Linked DNA regions of Homo sapiens: regions 1 and 3 are each linked to region 2. Evidence: read pairs that join two places in POLR2A ChIA-PET (ENCODE). Cell type or tissue: HepG2. All regions are shown on one strand. Each heading gives the region's core, and the rest is flanking DNA. Links, peaks and the distances in the headings are about the cores only. Region 1 overlaps TEKT1 (tektin 1). Region 2 holds the start of SLC13A5 (solute carrier family 13 member 5). Region 3 has its middle 22 kb from the start of TEKT1.

Region 1 (6,571 bases), core at 573-5,572, 83 kb after region 2:
AGGAGGATCACCTGAGCCTGGGGAGGTCGAGCCTGCAGTGAGTCCTGATCATGCTTCTGAACTCCAGATTGGGTGACAGAGCAAGATTCTGTCAAAAGAGAAAGAAAAAGAAAGAAAGAAAGGAAAGAGAAAGAAAGAAAGAAAGAAAGAAAGAGAGAGAGAGAGAGAGAGAAAGAAAGAAAGAAAGAAAGAAAGAAAGAAAGAAAGAAAGAAAAAGAAGAAGGAAGGAAGGGAGGGAGGGAAAGAAAGAAGAAAAAGAAAGAAAGAGAGAGAGAAAGAAAGAAAGAAAGAAGAAAGGAAGGAAAGAAAAAGAAAGAAAGAAAGAAAGGAAAGAAAGAGAAAGAAAAAGAAAGAAAGAGGGAGAAAGGTAATTTGTACTTTTTATTTTTATTTTTTTCTTTTTTTGAGACAGTTTCACTCTGCTAGAACGCAGTGGCGTGATCTCAGCTCACTGCAACCTCTGCCTCCTGGGTTCAAGTGATTCTCTTGCTTCAGCCTAGCGAGTAGCTGGGATTACAGGAGCCACCACCACGCCTGGCTAATTTTTGTAATTTTAGCAGAAACGGGGTTTCACCATGTTGTCCAGGCTGGTCTCAAACTCCTGACATCAGGTGGTCCACCCACCTCAGCCTCCCAAAGTGCTGAGATTGCAGGCATGAGCCACCGTGCCTGGACAAATTTGGACTTTTTAAAGCCCTGGTACTACTTTTCAATATTTACTCTTAGTTCAAAGAGTTAGTTCTCAAAATATTGGAAACTAACTCATTTAAGAAGAAACTGGGTACCATTTAATGGGAACCCACTACATCAGGCACTGTACATACCATAACTCATTTTATCTTCACAACATCCTGGCAAGAAGAATGTTCTTCATCTGATTTACAGACCAAGAAAAGGAAGATCAGATAAATAACTTCCCTGAAGCCTCACAGCCACTTTGTGCAGAGCAGGAATTTGAATCTCACCCTCTCCTTTCACTGCCCCACACTCTCTGCTGTTGCAGAGGTGGTATCCTGGCAAGACGCTGACTCAGCCTTTCTAGGAAATGGTGATTTGGAACTTGACAATGATCTTTCAAAAACTTCAGTCTTAAATTAGGCAGTTACCTGCTGATCTGATACGTAGAAACCCCTGCCTAGAAAGGTGCCCTTGGGATGTATCTACACTTGCTAAGAGGAAGAAATTTCCCTGACATGCATTGGTCAATTGGAAACCCCAAGAATCTCACTAGCCTCCTCTATCCCAGGGCCTGGGATGGCAAAGTGCTACACCAGAAAAGGGCTATGTGGATCACAAGGACAGTGTAGGCCTCATGACTCTGAGATAACAGAACAGAGGCACAGAGAGGCTAAGCAACTTACCTTAGGTCACACAGTAAGAGGAAGAGTGAGCCAGGATTTGAACCCTCGTGTATCTGACATAAAGGCCAGCATCCCATCTATAAAATGGGGCTAGTAATCATACCAGCCTCTTCAGGTTTTTGTAAAGATTTGATGAGAAAATATACGAGAAGTCACTTTATGAACTGTGGATCACAGCTGAGTGTGACACGTCATCACTATTGTCGCCCATCAGTCAATTATCTGGGATAGCCTGAGGTTGTGTCATACCTACATAAGCCACAGAAAAATAGACTCATGAAAGAATCAGGGCTGGGCATGAATGAACGAGAAACTACATTTAAATGGAGCCCAGACTGCACGGGAACCAAAGTGGGGTTCTAATACCATTGGGTTGATTACCTATGGCAGAAACAGCCCAAGCAAATATGTGACCAAATGCTAACATCACACCTAAATGTCTAAGCTGTTCTGTAATTTTGAACATTAATCTGTTTTCAGGGGATGATCCAGGGAAAAGAATGAATCAAGCCATTGCTGTGGTATTTGGACCAGTGGCCACTTGCCATTGACTTGGTGAGAACGAGGATGCAGATTTACTTTTCATGCTCTTAGGAGTATAAGTCTAGGATCTGGGTCCACTCTGAGGAATCTTTCCTCTCCACTCCCACTGGCTATTAGGAATCTTAGGAACCAATAAGCTAGAAACTTGACTGTTTATACTTTCCTCATTTGTTTCAGTGGATTAAGGTACCTAATTGTTCCATAACACCCTACGGTTTCTAACTGGCTTTCATTTAACATTGACACCGTTAATGCCACCACGCAAGAATGAACTGTTTACTTGCCTGAGAAATTGCATGTGGGATTTAAAACTTTTTCTAAGATTCATTTTTTCAACTGATGATCTCTCAGGAGTATTTTCTGGTGGTGTTTGAGACAGTGACTGATGTTGGCATTTTCCCAGGGTGTGGAAGCCCCCAAGTTTAAAGCCCAGCTGACTCCGTGTGCCAGATCTTCACACAAGAAGGACCAGTGATATAAGGGGTTCTCCAATTATAAAATTAACAACTGGGAGGGATAAAAAAATCGCACCACTAACTTTGGAGAATTAGCTGAGAAAAATTTTACGTAGAGGAAAAAAGACTTGGAAAATTGTCTTCTGAATTAAACATATTAGTCTTCTTCAGGTAGCAGCAAATAGAACAATTGATTGTGACCGAGTGCCTTTCTTTCTTTCTTTCTTTCTTTTTTTTTTTTTTTTTTTTTTTTTTGAGATGGAGGTTTGCTCTTTGTTGCCCAGGCTGGAATGCAGTGGTATGATCTCAGCTCACTGAAACCTCTGCCTCCTGGGTTCAAGCGATTCTCCTGTCTCAGCCTCCCAAGTAGCTGGGATTACAGGCACCCACCACCACACCCGGATAATTTTTGTATTTTTTTTTTTAGTAGAGATGGTGTTTCACCATGTTGGCCAGGCTGGTCTCGAATTCCTGACCTTGGTGATCCACCCATCGTGGGCTCCCAAAGTGCTGGGATTACAGGCATGAGCCACCACACCAGGCCTCCAAGTACCTTTCTTATGGACCAAGTTCATTTCCAATATTTTAGCAGTGGCGTTAGGTAGACTGTATATGATGATTCTCCTAAATAAGGTTATTCTCTTTCTGTTAAATATGGTTTTCATTGATTTATGGATGTATCTGGAACTATTATTTTGGCAGGTTTTACAAGGCCTCAGAATCGGTTCGGATGCAGGAACTGTGTTTGACGTTTATGTCGAAGTTCTCATCAAAGCCTGGAAAATGTGGAGCCTCTTTTGCAAGAGTGGAGATTGTTGCCTTTAAGCCAGATCTTAAACACTGTTAGCTCATTGTGAAAAACACAAGTGCCAGTGATTAACAAAGAATGTTTACTTAATTTACTTCAGATCTGGTCTCAGTTAAAGGTTAGCTCATCCTTATCAGGTGGTCACAGAAACTAGATCCCAGTAGCAGAGTGACCTTTGGAAGCTAGAATTGTAGTCAATGGACTTAAAGTGAGATCGTGGGAGCCAGTTCTTCACTTAATTAAGCAGAGTTGAAAGACTTTCTTCTTTCCAGCTCCCTATTTTCCTTCCTTGGGCTATTTTCTGTAAGTCAGACTTGGTTTGCCTCAATACTACATATGCCCTGTAAAAATAAATTAACTACAAGAGACTGTTGACTGTATGGCCACCAGCCCTGCCCTGGTGTGTGTCCTTTGCAACACTAGTGTCTGAGGTGGAGCCCTCCATTCCTCGTGTTTTTCATCCACTCCCCCTTTCCTTCCTCTCCCCCGCCAGTAGAGGACTGTTTGCGCAAGAGACCAATGGATTAGCCAGCAGGTCTAAGCAGCTGCAAGGATAGGTCTCTCTTTTGCCCGGGGGAGAGAGATACCAGCTTGACTCGTGATCAGGTACTTTATTCCTTATGATAGGGAGCTCAGAATCCAGCATCAGTGTTCCTATTAATTTCTTGTTAGTTTTGTAGCTTTGGGTATCTGCACTTGTCAACAGTAGGCTGTAAGAATATTTATTGGAAACCACAAAAATCTCACTAGCCTCCTCTATCCCGGAGCCTGGGATGGCAAAGTGCTACACCAGAAAAGGGCTATGTGGATCACAAGGACAGTGTAGGCCTCATGACTCTGAGATAACAGAACAGAGGCACAGAGAGGCTAAGCAACTTACCCTAGGTCACACAGTAAGAGGAAGAGTGAGCCAGGATTTGAACCTTGGTGTGTCTGACATAAAGGCCAGCATCCCATCTATAAAATGGAGCTAGTAATCATACCAGCCTCTTCAGGTTTTTGTAAAGATTTGATGAGAAAATATACAAGAAGTCACTTTATGAACTGTGGATCACAGCCAAGTGTGACAGGTCATCACTATTGTTGCCCATCAGTCAATTATCTGGGATGGCCTGAGGTTGTGTCATACCTACATAAGCCACAGAAAAATTGACTCATGAAAGAATCAGGGCTGGGCATGAATGAATGAGAAACTACGTTTAAATGGAGCCCAGACTGAACGGGAACCAAATGTGGGTTCTAATGCCATTACTCATTACTGTTACCCAAATATGATCCTGCTCCCCTGGGAGGGTGGCTCTGACCTTGTCACTCCCAAGCCTGGCACCCCCAGAGCATGCTAGAGTGGTGGTGGAGGGCAAAGATGACAAGACATGGACTCTCTGGGTTAGGGTGAGTGGCAGGCAACAGAATCCACAGAATAGAGAAGTACCTAGATTGGGTACTCTGGGAGAAAAACAACCTTCCGGAGATTTTCCCAGTGTGCCAAATCCTGTGCTACCCGAGAGAATTCCCACTCATCACTGCCAAATGAACCACGGAAGAGACAGAAACTTTGCTCCTGTGTTTCTTTTAATTATGTGGATTACAGACACGTTCAACTTTGGTTCTATGTTAAGAAAATTCAAGTTTAAATGACTCCCAATTTAAGTGATGGTATTTAAAAATAAATTTTGTGTTATCTAAGACAAAAATTGTACTTTGTCTTAAAAAGATATCTGGCTTGGATGGGTCAGAGGGGTACGGAACAGGGTGGCCTTCATCAGTAGCTACAAAGGCTTTTGCAACCGTGGGCTAATTGCAAATGTCCTTCATGAAACACAGGCTAAGACCAGATTTCATTTGTGAAACACATTGATACCCAATAAGACCTAGGAATTGCATGAGCAGATTTACTAACAAAACATTGCTTTATTGAAATCTTAGATGTTTCCGCATTTTATGTCTACATGTTGAGAAATGGCCTCAACCATAATCAAAATCACATTTCCCTTAAAAGCAGCATGTTCCAGACACTGTGTTGAGAGTCTTCCACACGTTATCTCGCCAATCTAGGCTTTATTAGTCTTATTTACAGATTAGGCAACTGAAGCTCGGGGAAGTTGAGTAACTTGGCGGGGATCACATCACAGGTAGAGCGTGGAGCTGATCCACCAGCTGATCTGAATCACATCTCCCTGCAGAGCCTGGGATCTGAATCCACCACTGAGGCTGGCTGCCTCTGAGAGCTGTATTCACAAGGAAGGATTTTGCCCAGTGTCTTCACACCCTGCCAGCCACATCCTCTGGGACAGACCTCAAAACCCTGCTAAGTTAGCAGAAACTCTGAGGTCTGCCCAGTGAGCTGGGAAGGCTTATTTGGACTCTTCCGAGCCAGAGCAGAAAAGCACCCAGAGGCTTCCCAGTGAGCAGAGAGGGGCCTCCCTCCTTGATTGAGGCATGGGAAGGGCTGTGTATTTGCTGAGCACTCTGAGAGGAGACGTTCAGCACTGGGGTGGCATAGATCAGAATTAACAGAATTAAGCCAGTGCTTTTGGCCTCAAAGGGGGTTTCTCCATCCCAGATTGGGAACATCCCTTTCTGATGGCAAAGAGTCTCTGGACCAAGGAGCACCTAGATTGCAAAGCTCCCAGGAATTAGGCCCACACTCTGCATTATCATTGTGCCCTATGACACCGTATGTGCAGCTAGACAGCCAGATTCAGGGAACAGCAAGGACAGGAAGAGTTCCAGACGATATAGTCCTTTCCTTACTTTACAGGTGGTCCTAAAGAAGGAGAGAAACTTTCCTGGCAGTGTTGCAACTAGAAGCTAGGTCTCCTGAGCCCCACACCGTCAGCTGTCCATGAGCACCGGGGAACCAAATGTTAGCAGAGTGTAGCAGCAGCTTCACACATGGGAGGGTGCTGAGATGGTAAGCCTCGTCCATGGAAAGTGTTCCTTCAATGTTAGCGGAATAAGGAACAAATGAGCAGTTTCCCACAGCAAATGTCTTCCTTTGACAGTCACCCACATAGATCTCTGACCTGCTGCAGCTCAGCGGAAGGCAGCCTCCCACAAGTTGAACTCTTTTTGGAAAAGAAACAGTAAGTATATAAAACAGTCTTGCTGAAAACTTGTAAAGAGGTACGTAACCATTAAAATAATTATAAAGACAATTTAGCAACATGAACAAAGGCTTGCAATAATTAGCAGTGAAGGAAAAAAATAATCCTGAAATTGAGTTTATGCCATGAGTACAATTGTGCAGAAATTATGTTGGTATAGGGTGGGACTGCTCACAATGGCTCACATTCATTAAACACTCACTGCCCCATGATACAGGCTCAGTATGAAGCCCTTTACGGAGGTGATCTCATTCAACGCCCCTATAGCCCTGTGAGTGGGGACTATTGGAGGTCCTA
Region 2 (6,571 bases), core at 622-5,621:
TCCACCTATGAGATGCCAGTAAGACTGTCTCCAGGTTGGACAGCAAAAAATGTCTCTGTACTTTGCCAAAGTTCCCCTGTTGTGGGGCAGGGTGAGGGCAGGAGAAAGGGTCAATGCTGGTTGACAGCCGCTGAACTAAAGGCGGAACAGCAGCGTGACTGGAAGCCCAGGCTTTGACACCAGACAGATATGATTGGCGCCCACTGTCAGCCACTGTCTGGCCTTTGGCAGCCACTAACTTCCTTGGGGCTTGGTGTCGGGGTGTACCCTGGGCAGGCCATCAGAATGATGCCTCCAGGGGCAGACAATGAGAGGGCGCATTGGAGAGAATTTTAAAACAATAATATTAGCTAAAAATTAGTTTGCTTCTTACTATCATCAAGTGATAGCAATTCTAAACAATGTCGCTCATAAATTACTCCTCCTGCTCCCAATCCTGGTCCCTGTCCCCTCTTGTTTCATGTCTTCATCTGCAAATCGTGGATTTAAGAGTGCTCATTCTTCCCATATGGCGCACAAAGTCCTCGGTAACTTTTGATTCTCTAAACTTAGAAGCAGTAGGTGGCGTGCGTCACCAATGTACACTGTGCGTTCCTGGAGGAGTCAAGCAGACCCACTAGGAAAGAGGACGAGACACAAGGTTAACTGCCCCCTCACCTCCGCGCCACTATTTAGAAGCCCAGGAGGTGCCTCATCCCTGAAGTCAACAGGCTTGACCCCCCTAGTCTAGAATGCCTCCACAGTGTCAAGGGAGAGGGCAGGATGGGAAGCGGATGTTAGAAAAGTTCAACATTAACAAGGCAGGGTGTCCTGACACACCACTTAATGAAAAAATGCAGGCAAAACCTACTGTGTGTGTGTGTGTGTGTGTGTGTCTGGGAAGAGAGAGAGAGATTCATCTGGAAAGATGTTCATCAAAATGTGAATAACTTATGGGATTTGAGTGTACTTTTATTTTTACTTTATATCTTACAGATTTGCAAAAAAGAAACCTTTTACATTTTAATAAAATAAGTGATACAAGAAATCTATCATTTATTTCATTAAATTTTTTTTCAATTAAAAAAAGACCCAGAGGAAGGATAGAGAGAGTGGAGCAGAGATGAGGCCAGGAGGGAATCCAGGTGGAGACAGGAAAACTGGAGACAGTCGGTGAGGAGAGAGGCCTGGGTGTTGGCAGAGGGTGGCGTGCCCTGGGAGTCACCTCCTGGCAAGGACTGTGTTGCTCAGGCTGCCAAGGTCCTCCCAGCTTCTCACCAGCTTCCCAGCTGCCCTGCCCGTGCTGTGTACCCTCTGGGTTTCCTTGCACAATGGGGCGGCCATGGAGGGTGGGGGCAGGGTGACCAAAACAGGCAGAAAGGGAAAAAACAAGAAGACAAGGTCCAGGGTCCTCACCCAACCCCGCCAGAAGGAAAGCTCGTGAAGGCAGCCTTTGGAAGGACTCTCCCTGGGTTCTCTTCTTCCCCTCCCTGGTCCTCACTCAAAGGACAGCTTAATCTCTCTCTCTCTCTCTCTTACACACACACACATACACACACATACACACACACTGAGTTAGGGTTTCCAGTTCAGGGTGTGTGTGTGTGTGTGTGTGTATGTGTATGTGTGTGTTTGTGTTTTTTGTGTGTTTTGTGTGTGTGTTTGTGTGTGTGTTTGTGTGTCTGTGTTTGTGTGTTTGGGTGTGTGTTTGTGCGTGTGTTTTTGTGTGTGTTTGTGTTTGTGCGTGTGTTTTGTGTGTGTCTGTGTGTTTGTGTGTGTGTCTGTGTGTGTTTGTGAGTGTGTGTGTGTGAGAGAGAGAGTGTGTATGTGTGTGTGTGTGAGTGGGGTCTCCTGTGGCAGGAAGGTCAGCCAAGCTACTATAATCATTCCAGGGAACATCACTCCCTACCAGCAGAGCTGAAATCGCAGCTCTCCTGCCTGGCTACTTCCCCTGGACAATAACAACCCCAGACTTCTTGCTACAGAGGAAGTGTGGCTGCCCACAGTTGGTGTGGCAACTGCACAGCCTCCACAGTTGGATCTGCTGTCCTTGACCCATCCAGGGCCTGTGCTAGGCCCACCCAAGGGCTCCTCCCAGTCTCCCCCTCCCCCATCCTAGGAACTAACGTTAATCCCTTTTGATTCCCAAAGCCTTAAAGTGTCAGAACCAAACCACCTAGCCCCATTGTACAGATGAGAACACCAAGGCCCAGAGAGCACAGGCACTTGGCTAAAGTCACACAGATGACAGAATGGTGGAAGTCCAGTTCTCTTGCAGGTTGGCTTCCTGACACCCCAGTGCACTCCCTTCCTCTAGAGCTCCCCCCCAGAGCATCCCCTGAAGAGCTCCTCTGTTTCCCAAACCTGCCTGGGGAGGGGAGGTGGGGAGCTGGAGGTTTCCTGTCTGGGCTGAGAGTGAAAGGGCTGAAAGAAGGAACGAGGAAGGAGCAGCCAGCAGCCACAAAAGGCTTCAAAGGGCTTGGGCCTCCGCCAAACTGGCTGTGCACAGCCCAGTGGAGCCTGCGCCCACCCTGCGGCCAAGGCCATTCATTCTCTCTCTCCCTCACAGAAGCATTAGGAGACTAGGGCCTGGGAGGAAGCTTCCCTGCAACTCCAGGTCCTGCCACCCAAGGCGCGAGCTCTGGGAATGTGTCCCGCCTCCTGCTACAGCCCCAGCAGGCAGGAGGCAAAGCAGGCCAACCCCAACCTGCCTGCAGCCTGGAGCAGGATTATGAATCAGATGTGGCTCTCCAGGTTGGAAGGAATGTGGATCATAGATAGAGACACTAAGGCCCAAGGAAGGGCCAGAGAGTGGCAAAGACAGCGCAGGATCCACGTGGGTGATGATTTTTTTCCTGTAGGTCCCTCCTGACGGCAGAAGCCACCTACAGCTTGAAGTCTTCTTTGGCGAAGGGAAAAGACAGGAGAGAGAGAGGGAAAGGCAAGCTCCCAGGTTCCCTGTTGGCGCAGGTGGCATTTTGGGGGGAAACAGGGTTATGCACTGTGGGAGATTCGATTCGGAGCCAGGGGCTGAGCCTAAGGCTGGGATCTGTGTGGCTGAGATCTGTGCTCACTTCGAGGTTTCCGTGCTTGCCTGGACGGCTCTTGCGCCCTGGGATCTGTAAACCCCAAGGGTGGTGCGCCCTGGGGTCGCCATGCCCCTCAGATTCTTTACAGGGCACCTCCCATCCGGCACCTGGAGCTCCTGAGTGCGCGCGCCCCGGGAGAGCTGTGCTCCCCGCGAAATCCGTGCGCTCCAGCTCAGGGCTCCCGGGATCGGTGCCCGTTAGTGGGCACAGGACGCCGGGTGTCCGAAGGGCTGCCTGGAGATGCAACTGACCTTGGCGGGCATCAGAATGACGAGTGGCAGCAGCAGGAGCGGGGTGACGAACAAGATCACGAAGGACTTGAACTTGGAGACATAGCTCAGCGCCGAGGCCATCGCGCGGGAGGGAGACTGGCGGGCGAGACGAGTGAGGGGCAGCTAGAGGCGCCGCGGGCTTAAGAAGGGGCCACAGTCCCCGGGGATTGGGGAGGGGGCGGTGACAACTCCGCCCCGCACGGGGGCGCCTCCCCGCGGCCCTGGGGCGGGGCCACCCCTCGGGGTCTGTGGGACGCGCCTGCCCCCAATTCTGCCACCCGGCGGCGGTGGGAGGCGTCTTTGGACTCCAACGCTTCGGGCCAGCCCTCTAGGGGCAGCCTGGGCCCTAGCATCTCGCGCTGTCCAAGCCTCTCCTGCGCTGCCGAGGCAGAGGTGCGTCCCGGGGCTGCCAAGCGGGGCGTGTTTTGGTCACTGGTGCTGCCCGCTTTGGCGTAAGGCGCCCTCCCGCGTCCGCATCTGCTCTTTCCTGGGCTCTGAAGGGTCCCGGATGAAACTCTCTGCAGGCCTCTGGGTCTCTCAGGTCTATCTCCCCGATCTCCCTCTCCTTTCCATCTCCTTACTTCCGCCCCTCCGGTGTCTCTCCGAGAGGTGTCCCCCCACGCCCCGCGCCCTCCGCACCGCGGGCCTCGCTTCCCGGTCCCCCCTGGCTTCCTCGCCACGTCCGCCCCACTCTAGGTGCAGGACCCCTTTTCCCCGCTCGCACTCTCCGGCCCGGAGCTCCTGGGCGATCGCACAGGGAAGCGAGGCCACTGTCCTCCTCTGTCCCAGGGGCTGTCGCGCTCCAGTGGACGCTGCACCCCGCAGACGCCCGGCGGGCAGATGCGGACACGCGTCTTGGAGGGGCCCCACCGAGCCTCAGCAGCCGCAGCTGCCCGCCCGACCCAGGTCAGAGGGAAACGGAGCTCTAGAGAGGAAGGGACACAACTAAGGCGACACTGAGACAGTCGCCCATGTATTCATTCAGCCCGCCAGGCAACAGACAGGTGCCGAGCACCTCTTCTCCGCGAGGCCCTGTTTTGGGCACTGGAGACACACGGATGCAAAGACATCCCCACCTCTGTGATTTTCTTCTTTCCTCTCCTCTGCCTGCCTCTCATTCTGCAGCTTCCTTTTGGGGAGTCTCATCCATGCTGGTGGCCTAACCACAGCCGGCTCCTTAGTGATTACCATCCTCTGCCTTCAACCCAGCCATGATGCCAGAGTCCCAGATGTCCAGCCTTCCGCAGACTGGACGTGTCTCGGCCCGAAAATTCAACACATCCTGAATCAAGCTCATGAGTTCCTTCCTGTGACCTGCACCCAAGGACATGCATTCTCCCAAGCCCCTCCTGCAATTGCCTCCCTCCTGTCCTTTTCCCTTTGTAACTCTCATGCATATAGCCCTGGGTTTTCCCGCCTTTCCTGTGTCCCCAGGGCACTTAGCACAATTTGTACCTCTTATATTTATTGGTGTAATTTTTACTTTTTACTTTTTTATTTTTTAAGTGTTATTTCATTTTTAATTGACAAATCATTGTCTATATTTACGGGGTACCATGTGATTTTTCAATGTGTGTATAATTGTGGTGTGTTCAAATCAGGCTAATGAGCATATTTATCACTCGAATATTTATCATTTCTCTTGTTTTTGTTTTTTGTTTGTTTGTTTGAGACAGAGTTGTGCTCCTGTCACCCAGGCTGGAGTGCAGTGGCACGATCTCGGCTCACTGCAACCTCTGCCACCTAGGTTCAAGCAAATCTCCTGCTTCAGCCTCCCAAGTAGCTGGGATTACAGGTGTGCACCACCACGCCCGGCTAATTTTTTGCATTTTTAGTAGAAATGGGGTTTCACCATGTTAGCCAGGCTGGTCTCGAACTCCTGACCTCAGGTGATCCGCCCACCTCGGTCTCCCAAAGTGCTGGGATTACAGGCGTGAGCCACCGCGTCTGGCCCAAATATTTGTCATTTCTTTGTGGTGAGAACATTTAAAATATCTTGTAGCTATTTTAAAATATATGACACATTATTATGATGTAATTTCTATTTACTGTCTGTTTTATTCATCACCACCTGTCCAGCTAGTGCCTTTCTCAGTGCCTAATCCAGGATGTGCACTCAAACCTTTTTCTCCGGGATGCATGAATGAGAGCAAGTAAACAACTTCAGTTCTTTTTTCTTTTCTTTTTTTTTAATTTTACTTTAAGTTCTGGGATACATGTGCAGAATGTGCAGGTTTGTTACATAGGTATACATGTGCCATGGTGGTTTGCTGCAGCTATCAACCGGACATTTAGGTTTTAAGACCCACATGCATTAGGTATTTGTCCTAATGCTCTCCCTCCCCTTGCCCTCCAACCCCCTGACAGGCCCCCGTGTGTGATGTTCCCCTCCCTGTGTCAATGCGTTCTCACTGTTCAACTCCCACTTATGACTGAGAACATGTGGTGTTTGGTTTTCTGTTCCTGTGTTAGTTTGCTGAGAATGATGGCTTCCAGCTTCATCCATGTCCCTGCAAAGGACATGACCTCATTATTTTTAATGGCTGCATAGTATTCCATGGTATGTATGTGCCACATTTTCTTTATCCAGTCTATCATTGATGGACATTTGGGTTGGTTTTAAGTCTTTGCTATTGTAAATAGTGTGCATGTGTCTTTATAGCAGCATGATTTATAATCCTTTGGGTATATACCCAGTAATAAAATTGCTGGGTCAAATGATATTTCTGGTTCTAGATCCTTGAGGAATCGCCACAGTGTCTTCCACAATGGTTGAACTAATTTACACTCCCACCAACAATGTAAAAGTACAACTTCTGTTCTTAATACAACTGCTTCCAAAGGGATTCACCAGAGCATGGACTCTGAGGCTAGAGTTCCTGGGCTTATATCTTGCCCTAGCTCATCCTGGCTGTGTGCCTCAGACAAGTTGCTCTCTATGAGCTTATCCTGTCATAAATGGAGATAATAGCACCAACTTTGATTTTAAATGGCTGTTTTGGAGATTATATGAGTTCATGGTCAGAGCTTAACTCAGTGCGTTGGCATATAGTCAGCTGTTAGTAAATATCCATTCTTGCAATTGTATGCAAAATACCCTGGTTGGTGAGGCCTTAAGAGAAGGATCCACCAACTCTGCCTAAGTAATGAAGGAAGGTTTCACAGAGGAGGTGGCAGAGCTTGCAGTGAGCCATGATCGCACCACTGCACTCCAGCCTGGGTGACAGAGCC
Region 3 (6,571 bases), core at 758-5,757, 140 kb after region 2:
TGATGTGCCTGCTCCCCCTTTGCCTTTTTCCATGATTGGAAGCTTCCTGAGGCCTTCCCAGAGGCAGAAGCCACTATGTTTCCTGTACAGCCGGTAGAACCATGAGCCAATTAAACCTCTTTTCTTGTAAATGAGCCAGTCTCAGGTATTTCTTTACAGCAGTGCGAGAATGGCCTAAAACAAATGGGCATGTTCCCTCCTAGTTCCAGCTGTTGTTCCCAAATTGGCCTACTACAATTTTACCATTTTCAGGTTTGTCATATGTCCTGTTGTTTTCTTCCAAGTTCTCTTGCACAGGTGAGATGTGGATAACACATAGGTCTTATGGCTGTTGGTGGTTTGTCCTGTTTTGGAGTTTGCAGGGATTACTTGTCTAGCTTTTTGTAAATGTGATTCATGAGTATTTGATTTTGCTATCTAGTTCTGTCTGTTTTTATGTGGATATCCAGGAAGATCCAAATTCTATGCTGCCTCCACTGAAACTGTCTTCCCAGAAATGTATTACTTTTTGTCATTAAAAAGGAGGTATAGGAAGATTAATCTATGCACTGCATTTGGAAAGGTGTTTGTTTGTTTGTTGTTTATTTTTAGGTTGCAGTGATGGCAGGGAGCCAATGTTGATTTCTGATATGGGAGGATGATGATCAGAGCTGGTCATCTGAAAGATTAACTTGGCAGAAGTTTGAAGATTGAAGAAAAGTAGTGGAGTGAGAAGGCCAATTCTGACAGTACATCAGCAGTCCAAATAGGAGATGATAATGAGGGAAAGGTGAGTGGGAAGGGCAAGGAAAAGACAGCTGTGGGGAATTCAATAAACGCTGAATCAGTGGCTTGGTGGTGAGGGAAGGATGAAGAAGAGTTAGAAGAATCAGAATTGACTGAAAATTTGTAGGATGAATGTCTAGGGGAATAATATTACCCAAAACACCAGTGTAGATGAGGAAAATGATATGGTGACAGTAATAATGAGGGGTCAGAGGGAGAGCAGTGACTAATTTTTTTTTTTTAATTTGCATTTCACTAGCTGGAGGTACCTCAAGAAAAAGATGTTGTGTGTGAATGTGCAGGGCTGAGGGAAAGGTCCATGCTAGACACACAGATTTGAGAGTCATCTGCAAAGTATACTCCAGGAAAGATAGAACAAATGGCACTATATATCCACAGAAAACTTAGAAACACTATTCCTGAAATAAAGATTGCCTTTGCTCATTGAAAATGTTCACAGTGTTTCAAGTTAACAACTAGTAAAGGACCAAGAGCAAGAACTATCCTCAGGAAAATACTGGCTATAAAAAGAAAGACCTGAAGCTCTATGTGTACAAGTGGTGCTTGTAAATTTTTCTGAGTAGTCTGGTGGTGATTATTGGGGCATCCCCAGATATTGATATTTGGAGATATTTTCTCTGGGGCAATTCAGAATTTTTTTTTTTTTTTTTTTCGAGTTGGAGTCTCGATCTGTCGCCCAGGCTGGAGTGCAGCTGCGAGATCTCTACTCACCACAAGCTCCGCCTCCCGGGTTCACGCCATTCTCCTGCCTCAGCCTCCCAGGTGGCTGGGATTACAGGCGCGCCCGCCACCACGCCCGGCTAATTTTTTTGTATTTTTAGTAGAGGCGGGGTTTCACCATGTTAGCCGGGATGGTCTCGATCTCCTGACCTTGTGATCCGCCCACCTCAGCCTCCCAAAGTGCTGGGATTACGCCACCATGCCCGGCCCAGAATTTTTTTTTAATAGATTATTCTTCCAATTGCCTGAATTCAGAACAACACCTGGCTCCTGATGTTCTAGGGGCAGGGAGCGGGAAAAAGGATGGGGCTTCACTGTTCATTTTGCAGACTTTGACGTTATCCCCATTTTACGTTATCCCCCAATCGAACTGATCTCTGTACCTAATGCTCTAAGTTCAGACCCTCTTCATTTCAGTTTCTCCAGAGAATAAAACTCTAGGGTCTTGACAAAGGTGTATCTTCCGTGCAAGGTGGGGTATGTGGGTTGGGCATTGTTCCATATATAGACTTTTAGCCAGTCCTGGTATTTCTCACTTTCATGTATTCTAGGAAACGGGTAACTCCAAGGCTTGGATCTTTGGGGGGTTCTCTGAGAGCTCTTTGTCTTGGTACTTACTGGTATTCCCCCTCAACGCATTTTAGGGTATAGCTTCTAATAAGTAAAGCTGGAATCCATTTCTCCATCTGTGTTAGTCTGTTTTGCATTACTATTAATATAAAGGAATACCTGAGGCTGGGTAATTTATAAAGAAAAGAGGGGCCTCCCACTTTGGGAGGCTGAGGCGGGCGGATCATGAGGTCAAGAGACTGAGACCATCCTGGCCAACATGGTGAAACTCGTCTCTACTAAAAATAAAAAAATTAGCTGGGCGTGGTGGCACGTGCCTGTAGTCCCAGCTACTCCGGAGGCCGAGGCAGGAGAATCACTTGGACCTGGGAGGCGGAGGTTGCAGTGAGCCCAGATCGCATCACTGCACTGCAGCCTGGCTACCGAGCGAGACTCCATCTCAAAAAAAAAAAGAAAAAAAGAAGAGAGGTTTGTTTGGCTCATGATTCTGCAGACTGTACAAGAAGCATGTCACTAGTATCTATGTCTGATAGGGGACTCAGGAAGGTTCTACTCATGTTGAAGGGTGAAGGGGAAGCAGGCATGTCACACGGTGAGAAAGTGAGCTAGAGAGATGCCAGGCTCTTTTAAACAACCAGCCCAGCTCTCACGTGACGTAATAGAACAAGAACTCACTAATTACCAACGGGAAGGCACCAAACCATTGAGGAGGGATTTGTCCTCATTACCCAAACACTTCCCACCGGGCCTCACCTTGAACGCTGGAGATCAAATTTTAACATGGTATTTGGTGGGGACAAACCCTATCAGCAGCTGCTTTTAATATTTAAAAAAATATTTTGAGAGAGGGCCCACAGACCCTCTGAAAGAAGCAGACTGCTCCTGCAGGACCCGGGGGACACCCCAAATACTGTGAGTGCCCCAACTGCGGAAGTGGGAAAGGGAGACCCTCCTTTCCGGAACACACACCCCCTACTGGAGAAGCTGAAGGTCTGCTTCCGGGAGATGCTCCCGACTTCACCTGGAGCTGAGTCAAGTTAGAGAACCGGACCAAGCGAAATACAGGGGCAGAGGAGGCAGCAGGGAGGCCCTGGGAGCTCTTTGAATCCCCAGGTAGCCTATTCCTGCCTGGCACCACTGGGATTCATCAGGAGGGAGGCCAGAGGAGCAGGAGGTAAAACCCTACCGGGAGAAGGACTTCCCTAGCTGAATTTTGTAACAATTTGAGTGGGGCGAGAAGCCTCCTGGCCGGAACTTGGGGGAGGATGCGGATCTGGCTTGCAGACTTCACAGGTGGGGGAAGAACTAAAGCCCTTTTCTTTCACAGGTGGGAGGCGGAAAGCCTCGGGCAAGTTTTCAAGCCCGTCCTCTGTCTGGAAACAGACTCAGAGGTGTTGCAGGGGACACGGTGGGAGTGAGACCAGCCCTTCGGTGTGCGTGGGATCTGGGGGAGGCCTGTGACTGCCGGCTTTCCCCTGCTTCTCTGACAACCTGCATGACTCAGCAGAGGCAGCCATAATCCTGGAGAGCCCCGGTTTAAGATCTCCAGGTGAAGTAGATTTTTATTGTAAGTAACTCCTGTACTTTTTAAGTTGTGAGACATGCATTCAAGGTTGAATTCTGAAATCATGTCTGAATTAACTTCACTGGAGTCTTCTGTTGCCCTTATAGAGTAGGGAATTCTCATAGTTCTGCTAGTAATTGTTTTTTGAGGGGGCAGGTGTGGTCTAACAAGGAAAGGCTAGAGAGCAATTAGGACCAAGGGAAAGACCTTGGGCCATGGAAGGTTGAGTTCTCTGAAAGTTTTAAAAATATAAATATGTATTTTTACTCTAGAGATGCGGTCTCACTAAGTTGTCCAGGCTGGTCTCAAGTAATCCTCCTGCCTTAGCCTCCCAAAGTTCTGGGATTACAGGAATGAGCCACCACACCTGGCCTCACCTCAGAACGTTTTGAAAATTTTAGTTTTGTCTGTTTGCTTGTTCAATCATTCTGCATGACTGGATATGGTGAGGATCATGTAATTTGGGGGACAGAGGAAGAACTCTTGGATTTTTTTGGATGACTTTACTGGTGCGATGAGTTCCCTGGTCACTTGACAGGGCAAGTAGAATTCCTCAGGAGGGGAAAATTTGTTCTAAGAGAACAAACAGTTGCAGCTGTGGGCTTCTTACGTGGAAAAGCTTCTAGTCAATAAGTGAACATAAAAACAATGGCCAGGGCATATTAATAACACTGACTTAGGAAGTTGAATAAAATATCTTTGCCAATAGAGAAAGAGTCCTGCTAGAGGTGGCTCTCTTCCTCGTTCTACCTTTATAACTTTTCCAGGATTCTGTTGTTGGCAGATATTCCAAGTAAGGAGTGAAGTTTCCCCACAAATGATGATGAAGGCATTGAGTCAGTATTTTCCCATGATGAAAAATTTTGTGAAGACTGAACTTCAGGTCAGGGACGAAGGAGAGCCCAAGTAGCCTTCTCAGTGTCTTCAAAGCCTATCTTTGGACTTTTTGGTGGGTAAAACATCCACCTTGTTTTCAATTAGCCTTTTCATCTTCAGGGGCCTTTAACTGAGATATTTTAATGTCCTCAAATAGAGGATAAATTGGCAAACTGAGTAGGTTTAATATCTGGTCTGATTACAGTGGGACTGGGACAGATTTATAAACTGCTACTTAGCATACTTATCAGCTGAGCTTCCCCTTGCCTTAGGGGTCTATTGCCCATATAAGCTTCTATCTTGAGTATGGCCAGCTCTTGTAATAATAAGGCCTCTAGGAGGTTACCCACATTTCCCATTTTAAACTAGTAGTCACAAATTCCCTGGCTTTCCACAACAGGTCAAAGTCATGTAATACCCTAAAAACATATCTGTTATCTGTGTTGATGTTAACTCTTTGATTCTTAGCTAAAGTGTAGGTTCTTGTGAGAGCCACAAATTATTCTATCTGATATAATTTGCACTGGGTAAAGCCTCATATGTTATGGGACTGTGGATATATGCAATGGCATATTCAGCCTGGAAACCTCTTTCTGAAGTCAGAGGTATGAACTATCAACAAAGAAAATGAGATCTGGATCTATAAGAGGTACTTCAGAAAGATCAGGACGGGGAAAGGTTAGAGCTTAGGTGGCTGAAATACAGTCATGGTGGTTGTACTTCAGTTGGGAGAGAAATGGTAACAAGGTTAAGATTTTGGTAATGGTGAATAGTAATGTGAGAAGGAGCAAACAAAAGGATCTCATAAGAGGTAAGGTTAGAGGTTGAAAAACGTTGGGGGTTCGCAGTCAGGACAAAGATGTGAACCACTTGGGCACAGAAGTGTGCGAAGTATGACCTAGCACAAAATCAACTGTGGCTTGAATCAAATTTGCTGTTGCCATGACAACTCAGAAGCAAGGAAGGAAGGCTTGAGCTATAGGGCCTAGCAAGAAGGTAAAATATCCAATGGGCCTCAGGCTCCTTTTGTATTTCTGAGACAGGACATCTAAAGTATGTTCTCTCTCATGAATGAATAGGCAGAAGGGCAAGGAGTAGTTGGGGAGTCCCAAGCTGGGGGAAGAGGAAAGGGAGGTTTTTAAAAGGATCCAATACTGTTATAGAGGTTAATTCTCGTTCTAGGGGTTCAGACAAGGAATCCACATTCTACAATAGCCAACCAGTCTGAGAAAGTCCAGGAGTTGTCTCATTGTTTTAGATAAAGTGTAATTAAGGATGCTTTTCATACATCTGGAGACAAAGTTTTTCCCTTACAGGAGATGTCATGTTTTAGAGAGTGAAACTGAAAATAGGAAAACTAAGGATAGTGAAATTATATTTTGTCTCTTGAAAACAATGTCCCTTTTAAGTCAGATCATCCAAAAGGTATCGAGTATCTGCCAATAAATTATCAAATGTACTGGAGCAAAGAAGGTGGACATCTACGTATTGCATGACGATGCAATTACAAAGGAAAACCAAATCCTTTAAATTTGCATTTTTAAAAATATTAAACATTTAGGTTCAGGGGTACATATGCAGGTTTGTTACGTAGGTAAATTTTGTGTCATAGAGGTTTGGTGTACAGATTATTTTGTCACCCAGGTGATAAGCAGGTTTCTTGATAGGTAGTTTGTTTTGATCCCCACTCTCCTCCCACCCTCCACCCTCAAGTACGCCTCAGTGTCTGTTGTTCCCTTCCTTGTGTCCAGTTATAAGTTAAAACACGTAGTCTTTAGTTTTCTGTTCCTGCATTAGTTCGCTTAGGATAATGGCCTCCAGCCCCATCCATGTTGCTGCAAAGGACATGACCTTTTTTTTAATGGCTATGTAGTATTCCATGATGTATACGTACCACATTTTCTTTATCCAGTCTACCATTGATGGACATTTAGGTTGATTCCATGTCTTTACTGTTACGAATAGTGCTAGGTGAACATATGTGTCCACGTGTCTTTGGGGCAAAACAATTTATGTTCCTTTGGGTATATACCCAATAATGGGATTTCTGGGCTA

What was found. ChIA-PET counts read pairs that join two places held together with the same protein. Peaks named below come from ENCODE experiments on the same cell type or tissue, not always from the same donor. Only the 100,000 strongest peaks of a DNase experiment are listed, where the experiment ranks them.
Region 1: POLR2A ChIA-PET joins it to region 2 with 20 read pairs; 6 of 35 experiments call an interaction of 5 or more read pairs at or near these places.
Region 3: POLR2A ChIA-PET joins it to region 2 with 13 read pairs; 2 of 35 experiments call an interaction of 5 or more read pairs at or near these places.

What each region holds. Positions count from the first base shown.
Region 1 is chr17:6,792,935-6,799,505 of GRCh38, forward strand. TEKT1 (tektin 1) reads right to left here. Exons shown (of 8, transcript NM_053285.2): 8 at 5,059-6,571. Among named protein-coding and RNA genes, the nearest start is that of FBXO39, 20 kb to the left of the region's middle. RefSeq lists an enhancer at 3,234-3,378 and a cis regulatory region at 3,297-3,314. In HepG2, for the core only: no CTCF peak of the experiment used is centred there; DNase peaks (open chromatin) are centred at 3,207 and 3,677; H3K4me3 peaks cover 650 bases.
Region 2 is chr17:6,709,913-6,716,483 of GRCh38, forward strand. It overlaps SLC13A5 (solute carrier family 13 member 5), which reads right to left and starts at 3,457. Exons shown (of 12, transcript NM_177550.5): 1 at 3,320-3,457. The coding sequence starts at 3,421. In HepG2, for the core only: CTCF peaks have their summits at 2,608 and 3,643; DNase peaks (open chromatin) are centred at 1,399, 2,029, 2,569 and 3,649; H3K4me3 peaks cover 2,887 bases.
Region 3 is chr17:6,850,811-6,857,381 of GRCh38, forward strand. It overlaps the pseudogene ALOX12P2. Among named protein-coding and RNA genes, the nearest start is that of TEKT1, 22 kb to the left of the region's middle. RefSeq lists an enhancer at 2,968-4,167. In HepG2, for the core only: a CTCF peak has its summit at 3,069; DNase peaks (open chromatin) are centred at 3,091 and 3,571; H3K4me3 peaks cover 1,835 bases.